Linked DNA regions of Mus musculus: region 2 is linked to region 1. A link is a contact called in ENCODE Hi-C or POLR2A ChIA-PET data. All regions are on one chromosome and are shown on one strand. The core of a region is the stretch at or near the end of the contact, and the rest is flanking DNA. Distances in the headings are between cores, read along the strand shown.

What was found. A loop is a pair of places that touch in the nucleus more often than their neighbours do. ChIA-PET counts read pairs that join two places held with the same protein, here RNA polymerase II (POLR2A).
Region 2: a map of gastrocnemius shows a loop between it and region 1 (9-fold over the local background). The contact joins the promoter of Frk here to the promoter of Nt5dc1 in region 1. A Hi-C loop is called at or near these places in 1 of 37 maps with a recorded cell type or tissue (gastrocnemius). POLR2A ChIA-PET finds 5 or more read pairs at or near these places in 3 of 5 experiments (Patski and embryonic stem cell).

Annotation. Positions count from the first base shown.
Region 1 is chr10:34,415,989-34,421,976 of GRCm38, forward strand. It overlaps Nt5dc1 (5'-nucleotidase domain containing 1), which reads right to left and starts at 2,563. Exons shown (of 12, transcript NM_176968.5): 1 at 2,373-2,563. The coding sequence starts at 2,465.
Region 2 is chr10:34,479,960-34,485,947 of GRCm38, forward strand. It overlaps Frk (fyn-related kinase), which reads left to right and starts at 3,441. Exons shown (of 9, transcript NM_010237.3): 1 at 3,441-3,629; 2 at 3,786-4,410. The coding sequence starts at 4,046.

The DNA of each region.
Region 1 (5,988 bases), core at 1,313-3,812:
AAGTTAGTTTCTAGAAGGAAACATCCAAGTTTGAAAGTGATATCTAATTGAGTGGCAGATAAAGTGATGAATCAACAGAATAGGATATGCCCAACTCGCAGAAGAGAGAGGAAAGGGAAGCTACTTGAAGGGCTGTGCAAAGAGAGAAAGAGAACTGGGAGAGTTTTACAGAGACAGGTTGCAGAGAGAGAACAAGCTAGACACAGGTGAACACAGAACACGTTAGAGAATGAGAAGGAGCCAGCTAAGAACATACTGCCAAAGTTAGTCTGAGGCCAGGCAGGGCATTCAGTTAGAGGCCTAGAGAAAGGCCAGATGGAAGCAGTCGGTTTGGAGAGGAGTTTTGAGCCAGAACAGTTAAGTTGAACCAGCCAGCTAAAGCTCAGAAAGAGCTAGAAAGCAGTAAGTCTCAGAGACTAAACCTTCTAGGCCTCGATAAGATTGTACATAGGCTAGAACCTTCCAAGACTAGGCCTAGACTAGCAGATGAAGCCAACAATGACGTGAGGGGAGCAAAAGCTACTTTTACATACATACACCATACCAAAAAGGGGGAAAAAAAGTGACTGTGTCATCATATTCAGTTAATTCCAACCACATCGTAAATCACTAAGCCCAGTATGCTCAAGACATAGAAAACACTGTTTTCTGTAACTCAGAAGACAGAGGCTCTCGGGGGCTGGGGGTGGGGGAGTCCAAAGAGTAACTAGAATATATAAAGCTTCTGCTGAGCATTTGGAGAAGTAAGGTTTAAAGAAATTGTAAGTGGTGACACAAAAGGCTTCCTAGGAGGGAAGAGAAGGACGGCGGTGGGAGGGTGATTTCATAATTTAAGTACTTAAGATGAGACCCCACATGATGAAGAGACACTGAATGGAAGGGAAGAGACCCTCCCTCCGGGACAGGCAATAGCAAGCCTTGGCAAATACTCCTCTCCCCCATAAGAATGCAAAAGAACTTTACATCGTCTTTCTGGTAACAGGTTGCTAACCACAGAGAGGCTCCTACTTGTGTGTGGTTGATGTGTGTCCCTAACTATGTCCTGGTGTTCAGCACTCGGTGAGACTTAGGATTTCTATACCAAGCATAACCAAGATTCACCAGGGTATCGTTTTCAGCCTTTAATCAGCACTGCGATTCAAAACTTGCAGTAGAGTATCTTCTGAATCTTCTATCCTAAAATGTGTATGCTCACACACGCACAAAACTGGCTTTTTAACATGACAGAGGTTAAACAACATTCTCCATGAACGACAGTGAATACAGATGAAGGGCATAAGATGAACCAGACTGGAATCTGAACGCCGTGGAAGGAAAGAAATTAGCACCCAGAGAACACTCTGAAAGAGTAGCCAAAGGACCAAGACTTAAATGTCTTTAAACTATGAGAAAGGAAATGAGATCTGTGCAACTGGCAAGCAAAACAGAGCCCCAGCAGGGACACACACCTTTTTTTTTTTTTAAAGCATCTGTATGCTTGAAAACACACCGGAGTGATTCAGGAGCCTCATTTTTGATTTTGGAGAATCTGACCAACTGGGGCACTGACAGGACTACACTGACTGTGGTCTGCACTAGTGATGTGGTGGGTGCTAACCGTAATAGCAAACAATCGGCTGCACACTTAATCCTCGAAAGGTTAATTGAGAAGGAACCCAGATTATTTGCCCAGTGTCACAGGGCTAGGCACTTGGTGCCAGGGTCCCGAACCAGGGACTTTGACTGCAGAGTCCTGCTTAGACTTCTCACTGTGATATTCTTAATTCTTTAGTTTCTTGTGAACCCAAAGGGTCAGAGAAAGCAGGGCGATTAAGATGAGGGTATAAGCCTACAAATAAAGCAATCTAATCCCCTCATATTCTGGGTAGATTCTGTTGAGATTACAACTTTATTTAAAACGCACAGATCAAGTAGTACGTGCACAATAAATGCTTGTTTTCTTCTCTTGGTAAAGACAAAAGGAGGTCTAAGATGTTAACGACTTCTCCCAGTGTTTCTCACAATACTATTTATTATACAGTCTCTCCCTGTATGAAATACTTAAACTCTGACAGGTGATTACTTGGGTGTGCAAAAGGAAAGATGCAGCCATGTTTTCTTGAAGTTCAAAACAAGTGGCTGTACCCACTCAGCTGGTGCCCAGAGGAGTTGGAAAAAATAATAGGGCCTGGGATCAACAAATGACACACAAAGCCCCTGACCCCGCTTTTTCAGGGTTCTACAAGTCGGCTTCCCGGCTCGGTCTTGCGCTATCTTCTGCCCCTGGCTTCCTCCTCAAGACCGCAGAACCCCTGAAAGTACACTTCCGCCCAGCGGCCGGGGACCTACGACACTCTACACAGCCGCCTTTAGAGGCTGTCCGTGCCACTCACCCGGGCGCTCTCGGGCAGGTTGTAGCGGCACAGCGTGTGGTCGAGATCGAAGCCGACCACGTCGCAGGCGCCCAGGGAGAAGTGCTGAGCCATGGCAGGGCAGCGGCGGGTAACGCAGACCGGAAGGCCGGTAGAGCATGCGAGAAGTTGCCGGGACTCTACAAGCGTAACTCGCAGGCAGGACGCGGAGCGGGGCGGGGCTTGACGGGGCGGGGCTTGACGGGGCGGAGCTTGGCGGGGCGGAGGCTTATATAAGACAGACGGGCGGGGCGTGGTCTGGTCGGGAGGAGCTAGTCAAGTAGGGCGGGTTCTGAGCACACTCCCGCGTCTCCAAGTCAGTGGCCTGTCTGCCTCCTGGATCGCCCCAGTTTTGCTGGCTGGTTCAGGCCAGTTCCACGGCTTGCTTCCAGCTAGTACAGTGCAGCAGGAGCTAAAATGCTCAACTAGGACCCTGCTAGCCAATGTCCTTAATGTAGCTTAAGGTTTCACAGAATTAGTGGGAATTCTCGTTCATTTTTCAGGCGCCACACTACTAAATGATACCAGTGAAACCTCATCCCTTGAGGCTTGAGTGTGGGAGCAGTGTGTGAGAAAATTATGAGCACAAATAACTGTTGGACCCTGTGATGGTTTGTATATTCTTGGACTAGGGAGTGACACCATTTGGAGGTGTGGCCTTGTTGGAATAGGTGTGACCAGGTTGGAATAGGTGTGTCACTGTGGGCGTGGGCATAAGATCCTCACCCTAGTTGCCTGGAAGTCAGTCTTCCACTAGCAGCCTTTGGATGAAGACATAGAACGCTCAGCTCTGCCTGCACCATGCCTGCCTGGATGCTGCCATGCTCCCACCTTGATGATAATGGACTGAACCTCTGTACCTGTAAGCCAGCCCCAATTAAATGTTGTTTTTTATAAGACTTGCCTTGGTCATGGTGTCTGTTCACAGCAGTAAAACTCTGACTAATACAGACCCCTTTAGCATACAGTTTGGTAAGTGGACTTTGAAAGTTGAATCAACAGCTTTATTACTCTATAGTTTGGTAATAAGACATGAAAGACATTCCTGGCATCATTTCAGCCATTGGAATGCATTAAAAAATATATTACGTATTATGGAAGACCACCTTACCAAAAACACCAAGGCTGGTTGTATTAGTCAGGGTTCTCTAAAGACACAGAACTTATGGAATGAGTTCTCTATATATTAAAGGAATGTATTGTGATGACTTATAGTCTGTAGTTCAACTCACCGAGCATTGGTCAACTGTTAATAGGAATTCGAAGAGTTTGGTAGTTGCTCCGTCCCGTGAGGCTAGTTGTTTGAACTGGTCTTCTGTAGAAGTAGGTCTTGTGAGACTAGGCTGGGGCCTAGCAAACACAGAAGTGGATGCTCACAGTCAGCTATTGGATGGATCACAAAGCCCCCAATGGAGGAGCTAGAGAACATATCCAAGGAGCTAAAGGGATCTACAACCCTATAGGTGGAACAACAATATGAACTAACCAGTACCCCGGAGCTCTTGACTCTAGCTGCATATGTATCAAAAGATGGCCTAGTCGGCCATCACTGGAAAGAGAGGCCTATTGGACACGCAAACTTTATATGCCCCAGTACAGGGGAATGCCAGGGCCCAAAAATGGGAATGGGTGGGTAGGGAAGTGTGTGTGTGTGGGGGGTATGGGGGATAGCATTCTAAATGTAATTGAGGAAAATACGTAGTAATAAAAAATATTAATAAAAAAGAAAAAGAAAAAGAGTGAATCTTCCTTCTTCCAATGTCCCTGGGTAGGCTTCTATGAGAAAGTGTGGCTCAGATTAAAGGTGCATACCACCATGCCTGGATCTAGGACTTGCTTTGTCCCAGGCTGACCTTGAATCCAGATATCACCTTGCCTCAGTCTCCTGGGATTAAAGGCCTGTACTACCTTGCCTGAGCCTAAGCTTTTCACGGTCATCATGTCTCAAGATCTCCATGACAAGAGCCAGATCAGAAACTTGTGTCTTCCAGCCTCAAAATCTGGATCACAGGTGAGCCCTCCAGTTCTGGATTGTAGTTCATTTCGGATATAGTCAAGCTAACAACCAGGAAATAGCCCATTACACTGGTGGTTATTTGATTATCCTGCTTTTAATTGAGTTTTTCTATGAAGACATCAAAAATGTCATTGATGAATGGAATTCATCAAAAAAAAAAAAAAAGTTTTGTACCCAGAACTTTTGTGAGCAGGCAGTACAGAGTGGTAGGAGTGATGATTTGCCTGATTCAGGATTACACTATTTTAGATTCAGAAAACTCAATACAGTTGGGACAAAGGATGTCAGAACCATTTAACTTTCAGCCTCTGCATGTGAAAAAACAAGTATATTAAGTCTTTTTTTGTCTCATACTTCTCCATTTAAATGAGAAAATACAAATCTTCATACTGTTACTCTAAATTAAAAAAAAAACTTTTCTCTAGTGAGAAAGAGCAATTGAAATGGCATAATGATATAAATAGTTGAGAATTTCACTTAACCCTTACAGATACTAACTCTTAGAAGGTAAATAGACCAAATTAGTTCTGTTAATTATAGTTCAATGGATAGTGCAATTAGTTAGGGTGCTTGCTTATAATACCTAATGGACTCATTTGAAATCACATTGACAACTTTTCTGTTATAATGAGCCTCAAACAAATCTGGAATAGGAACAGGAGAAAGTCCTCTAGAAAATTGAGCGTGTCAGTAATCAGAGATTAAAGACCACTGAGATCCTCCATTCTTTACTGTCTGTGAAGAGAAAAGGCAGGCTTTTTTGTAGCTCACACTGATGTAGGAAACTGGGGTCCATGAGTGTAAAAGTAGGGTCCTTGAAGAGGTCAGGGCATCCTAGCTTCAGAAGGGCTTGAACTCAAGAATTATGGTGTCACAAAGTCACAGGTAAACAAAACTTTCACAGAATTAGTAGCTCTGGGTTCTTGACTCTCAAATTCAGAGAAAGAAGATAGGAGGGTGAGTTGAGAAAGGAGTTTTAGTCCAGAAATGTAGATGGGAGCTTAAAATAGAAGAAGAAAGAGAAGAAGGAGGAGGAGGAGGACGAGGAGGAGAAGGAGAAGGAGAAGGAGAAGGAGGAGAAGGAGAAGGAAGAAGAAGAAGAAGAAGAAGAAGAAGAAGAAGAAGAAGAAGAAGAAGAAGAAGAAGAAGAAGAAGAAGAAGAAGAAGAAGAAGGTGGCAGAGTCCCTGTGTAACTGGAGCAAGTCCCAGGATGGAGAATCAACAAGGGAATTCCTACAGTTCTGATGGCAGAAGCTGGATCTGGCCTGGGAAGGCCATTGCTTGGTCCATTTGCCTCGCCCCCTTGACCTATCCAGGAACTGCTCAGTTCTAGCTACACCATCATTTACAGTGTCCAGGCAGTGGTGCTCATCCACATAGTACAGAGACGAGACAGAAAAGGAACCAGAGGTCCCTTGTGCATTCCTAGCCTCTGTGTGAAGAGAATCAAAGACATTTTTACACCTGGCTAGGGACAAAAGTCTTTTGAAGTCCTTGCTTGACTAGCTTTTGTCCCTTGTTCTTATCAACGAACATTCCCTTATTAGTTTTAGTGGAAGCACTGACCTCCATAATGCTTTT
Region 2 (5,988 bases), core at 2,191-4,690, 65 kb after region 1:
GCAGGTGGAGTCCACTGAGCCTGCAGACTGGTGAGTGACCTAACAGTAGTGTGGAGACCGAAGGACCTGACAAGCCATGAACTGGCGCAGAAATGCTACCAAACAGCAGTGGGAGTTCATGTCACAACACTCTGAAAACCAGACACAGGAGGAGTGTTAAATTTACAGTGGCTACTAGGAGCAGGGCATTCAGAGCCAGAAAAGTCTCAGAGGAAGGGAAGTTTGTTTTGGCTGGGATGCCCAGTAAGGCCTTTAAGGAAGTAATAGGAATTTATTCAGACTTTGAAATGCAGACCAGCATCTTCTGGGAGGAGAAGGAATGCTGAGAAAAGAATGTCAGAGGAGACAGAACTAGATGTAGCAACAGATAAGGCTTACTGGGAGCCTCAATAAAGCAATTTGGTTGAGCTGGAGGACTAATGCAGGGATGTAATGGAGCGGGATGATGTCGAAAGGCCATGTCTGATAAAGTCCAGATAAAGTGTACATTCCTCAGCTTTGATTCCAAGCCATATTTTTTTTCAGGCAGTGAGGATCTGCTGAAAGTTACTGTGCAACAGACAAACTTTACTAATGTTCTTTGGAAGCTTGGTATAGGGATTAGAGGGGACAGTTGCCAGAGGAAGGAAAGCTGGTCTGGGCAGCTGGTTCAGTAAGGGTCTAAAATCAGAGAGATAACTTCAAAAATCCTTATGTTGAGGCCATTTTCACCCTCCAGACTCTCTTTCACTTTGTGCAGGTATTTCAAAAGTGTGGTTTCACCTCAAACCCATTAAACCCATTTCCCACCTCCTATACTTCTCCTCCTTTCCTTTTTGTCCTCACCCTCTCTGCCCTTTCCCCCTCTCCATATGCATCTCTCACTTTCCATTCTTGTGAACTAAGTCATTCACAAATATTCTACTACTTACATTGGAGACATTCTGAGAAGCATCAAAGGTTCAGAAAACAGGGTTTTAGTCTGAGAAAGCAAATACTAAGGGAACCAAGAGGGGCTCACTGAGAAGCCAAGTAAAAGTTGGTGTCAGACATCAGCAGGGCACAAAGTACTAACCTATTATGTTAGAGAAGATGCCACTCAAGCCAATGTGGAAAAATGACAAGGAAATAAGTCATGGGGGGGAGGGGTGAGCGGAGGAAGGCTGTGTCATAGTAGGGAATGTGGACTCTGTTTTCAGGAGCTATTGGTAGCAAGCAGATTTGGGAATTGATAACAGGAGTGAAAGACCATGACATTGGGGGAGTTATGGGGCTTTGTTTGTTTTGAGTTTAGTTTTCATTCCAAATACGCTGAAGGCTGCTGGAGAGTTTAGCCTTCACGATGCATTAGGTCTATCTATCTACCTCTCTCTCTCTCTCTCTCTCTCTCTCTCTCTCTCTCTCTACCTATTTGTTTATTGAGTTGACAAAACCAAGGATTTATATTTTCCGGGTCTGCAGGGTATTCACTACTCATGGTTCAACTGACTGGTGGCTCTGGCCGCTTGGGCAAGTCACCTAACCTGTCTCAGCCTCAGTTTTTTTCTCAAAACAAAACAGAATTACATAGCTCCTTCATAGACCTTGTTCTTTAAATACTGAATCATTTACAACATTCCTAGTGTGGTTCTGGGAACACAGAAAACCCTTGAATGCCGATACATATGGCTGCTGTGCTCTTGCCAGTCCCTGGCCATTCACCTCAGGATTCAGGCAAGCCGGAGATGAATGACCGGGAGTAAGAGAGGCCATTGAAGACTGTGGAATTTTCTATTTCCTGTTCAGTGACCAGTTGTCATTCAGATGGAGTTTGTGTGTTTGTTTCTTTGTTTTGTTTTTTTGTGTGGAATAAATGAAAAGAAGGCTGAGCAGACATAGGTGACTGACTTGCTGAAAGCAGCCAGAGAAGGTGTCAAAGACACCTGTCAGGCATCAAGCTTGGGTGCCCAGGAGAGTTCCACTGTCACCGACGTGAAAAAATCTTCTCACACTGGGTCAGGTTCCCAGGCCACTGCTTTCCTGACATCCTTGGGTTGTTGGTGCTATTTAAGTCTCTTCACCTCCTCAGGGGATGGGATGGGCTGTTTGTCACTGTCATTTCCCACAATGTTTTGACCTAGTCACAGTGAAGGTATATTTAAATTTAGGGTAGCAAGGCTGGGTGTGGTGGGGCACACCTTTAATCCCAGCATTCGGGAGGCAGGAGGCAGGCAGATTTTGAGTTCGAGGCCAGGCTGGTCTACAAAGTGAGTTCCAGGACAGCCAGGGCTATACAGAAAAACCCTGTCTCGAAAAAACCAAAAACCAAAACCAAAAACAAACAAACAAACAAAAATTTAGAATAGCAAAGGGTTTGGAGTCTTAAATCCACTTAAAGTTGAGTTTGGGTCCACCTGTGCTTAGTAGACCTTCTCATTCTTTCTGTTTCTACATCATGTAGATGTCCCAGGAAAGACCACAGCATCTGTAAGCCATGTTTAAAGAAATCAAGAAGATACCACACTTTCACAGTTCATGGTGTTTGGTACAGAATATTTGTTATGATTCATTGGTATCATGATCACTATTTTCATTTCTGTGTAAAATAAGGAATTACACGTGCAGTCTGTTTTAGGTCTCATGGTATTAAAATAAAACAAAATATGTCTCAGAATTTGGCTTTATGTGTGTGTGTGTGTGTGTGTGTGTGTGTGTGTGAGCCATGTGTGATGGATATGTGTCTATGTATGGGTGTACATATATGTGGAAGACAAAGAACATTGCGGCCTGCTTTGTCATTTGCAACCTTATTTCCCTTAAGAAATGGTCCCCTCCCGAGGTTGCCTGTTTCCATTTTTTTCTGCTGGCCCTCAGTGCTGCAGTCCCAGAATGTCTATCTTAACCTGAGCCTGAGTTGTTCTGAGGTCTCACCACAACCCCACGGAGTCAGCATGACTATGGACCTGAAGTCCAACTTGAAGAGACAGCATCTCTACAAATGCTCTTATCAGCCTGCCACCTGTTTCTCCTGTGTGTGCTTGGGTACACGTGCTACAGAAATAGCGATGTAAGGGGTCAGGAATGAGATGTCTCTGTGGGAAAAAGCAGCCTTTCGGGTTCTCAGCATTTTGCCCAGCTGCTTTGCTACTCTTTTTTTTTTCACCAGAAACTTCTGAGGCTATTAAAATCTATTCCTAGTGATTAAAAAAAAAAATGGTAGGGACTCAAAGGCTCTTTTTCAATTGCCACATGTCTGGCAGATCCTACCTAAACACCCAGTTTTCTCCTTTTAAAATTTTCTCTACCAGTATCAAAACAATCCTACTCATATTTGTGAGGAAATAAATCTCTGCCTTGCATTCTGTGTAGGGAATATAGCAAGACAGATAGCCATCTGGGCTAGCCTGTTTCTCTGGGTTTTGGCTGCTTTAAGAATCTGGCTTCTTGGTAAGGGGGCTGGTCTATCCTGGGTGTGGGAGGAGGGAGCGGGAAAGCTGACCTGGGAGTTCCTTTTAGATCAGACAAAAAGAAACCAGGAAGTTAGGAGGAATTATTACAGTCTGTACAGCTCAGGATGTTAAAGGCGATAACCTCCACGGCCTGGTTATTCATTAGCAAGAAGGAAAGCTCCGGAGAGAGCAGAACTCTCTCAGCTGCAGGCTTGAAGCAGGGTGAGAGCAGCTGGAGCAGGCCGGGCTGGGAGCTTGTTCCTGGAGTTAGTCTCTCTCTAACTTTTTCCGGGGACAGAGGGAGAGGTGGCTGTTCTTTGTTCTCAAATGTCCCTCTAAATAAAACCCTTTTTATTTTACTTATTGTTCGGTGCCCAGGCAGTCAGGAAGAAGCACCTTCCCACTGGACCTCCAGCTCAGTCCTCTCTTGGTTTTGCCTCAGGGCAGCAGCTACAAACAGAAAGCCAGCTGTGAGTGTCTTGGCCAAGCCCAGATCTGCCGGAGAGAGGAGAGATCCGAAGCGGGAGGTATGGTGAGTTGCAGCTGATTTGGAAGCTGCCTGGTGGAGGACCGTGGCTCTGTACAGCTTGTGGGGAGAGGACTATCCTCTCCTACAACTACTAAGCTAGAACAACACCATGGGCAGCGTCTGTGTGAGACTCTGGGCATACCTGCAGCCTTTTCTCCCGTGCTGGTCTCAAGAGGCAGACAAGTCAGTAGTAATTGAGAATCCAGGGGCCTTCTGTCCCCCAGAGGCTCCCAGGTCACAAGAGCCCGAGAGAAGCCATGGCCAGTATTTTGTGGCTCTGTTTGATTACCAAGCACGTACTGCAGAGGACCTGAGCTTCCGTGCCGGCGACAAACTCCAAGTCTTGGACACTTCGCATGAGGGCTGGTGGTTGGCCAGACATTTGGAGAAGAAGGGAACCGGCTTAGGTCAGCAGCTACAGGGCTACATTCCTTCCAATTACGTGGCGGAGGACCGGAGTCTCCAGGCAGAGCCGTGAGTAGCACCGGCCATACTTTTTTCTTGATTCTTTCGGGGTTGGATACTGAACTCTGACTCTCCTTCCTTCCTATCCACGGACTCTCATTCACAGATCGGTCCAGTGTATGGAAAGGCATTCTAGAAGCTGTTAATTGAAGCATGTCTTTCTCGCAAAGTGAGAGAGAACTGCTAAAATGACTTTGATTATAGTGGGCACACCTATGGTCCATCTAATACTCTCCCTCTGCCTCACTTTCAATAGAACTACATTTTCATTTACGGGCAGCTATAGTCTCTCCTAAACCTACTTTCAAATCTAAAATCGGAGGCTATTTGTTTAGTTAGTGTAAACTTTCCAAGCATTCCAAACTAATGCTACAAATCCTGCAGTTGACCACAACCATTTCCATTATGGTAGGCTCACAAGTGGGCTAATTTACAAAGACAACAAAACAACTACACAGTAGTAGTTTTTTTTTTTTTTTTTTTTTTCCTGGTGAAATCATAACAGAGAAAACTTTCTTGGTGTTCCTAGATCCTGAGGTATATTCAAATTACGAAAATAGCTTTTGGTTTTTAGGATTAAAAAGTGGCCAGGTATAGACAGCAAATTTTAAGAAGAAAAATCACGGAGATATTTCTTTCAATACTAGACTAAGATTTCATCCTGAAAAAGTGATTTTAGAAGGGGGGCCGATGATGAACACATCTAATTATTGCTTTTTGCCTCAGTTCTAGTTATCTGTCTCTGATCGTGGAGGTTAAACAATGATCTAACCTTGTAAGAAATGGACTACAAAAGGTTGTTTAATACATCTTACAGACGGAAATGTCCCTGCAAGCTCAGGTTCTGAAACTTTTTCTCCAGCTGGTGGCGCTGCGTTTGAAGTCTGTGGAAGCTTTAAGAAATTGTGCCTGGGTGGTGGGCAGGCCTCTGCAGAGTGTAGCTAGCCTTTACTCCATCCTGCTCCTGTGTTTACTGCTACACCATACAGTCTGTCACATGCTCTTTCCACCCTGAACTTAAGCACTATGCCTGCTGTCCCATGACAGATTAAAACCTTCAGTAACTATGAGCCAAACTAAATATTTCCTCCAGAGAAAGAGGGAGGGAGGGAGGGAGGGAGGGAGGGAGGGAGGGAGGGAGGGAGGGAGGGAGAGAGAGAGAGAGAGAGAGAGAGAGAGAGAGAGAGAGAGAGATTGAATAATTCCTATGGTTTATGATGCACAAGGGAGTTCATTTAGTATTTGCATACTTCCTACAGTTTATGGTACAAAAGAAGAAAAATTATAAATTTATTTAAGCCACATCCATTCATCCATCTATCCATTCAAAGAGCAGACATATTGGTGGGTAGTTTAGGGCTGTGTGACTAGAAAGTAGATAAAATGAAATCCTTGTTTTTCTAAATAATTACATTTTTGAGTAACATGTTTTTCAACAGTTTTCTACTTTAATATGTCCATCTATCTATCTATCTATCTATCTATCTATCTATCTATCTAACTAATCTATCTATCTAATGTATGTGAGTACAATTTTACTCTCTTCAGACAGACCAGAAGAGGATATCCAATCCCTTTACATGGTTG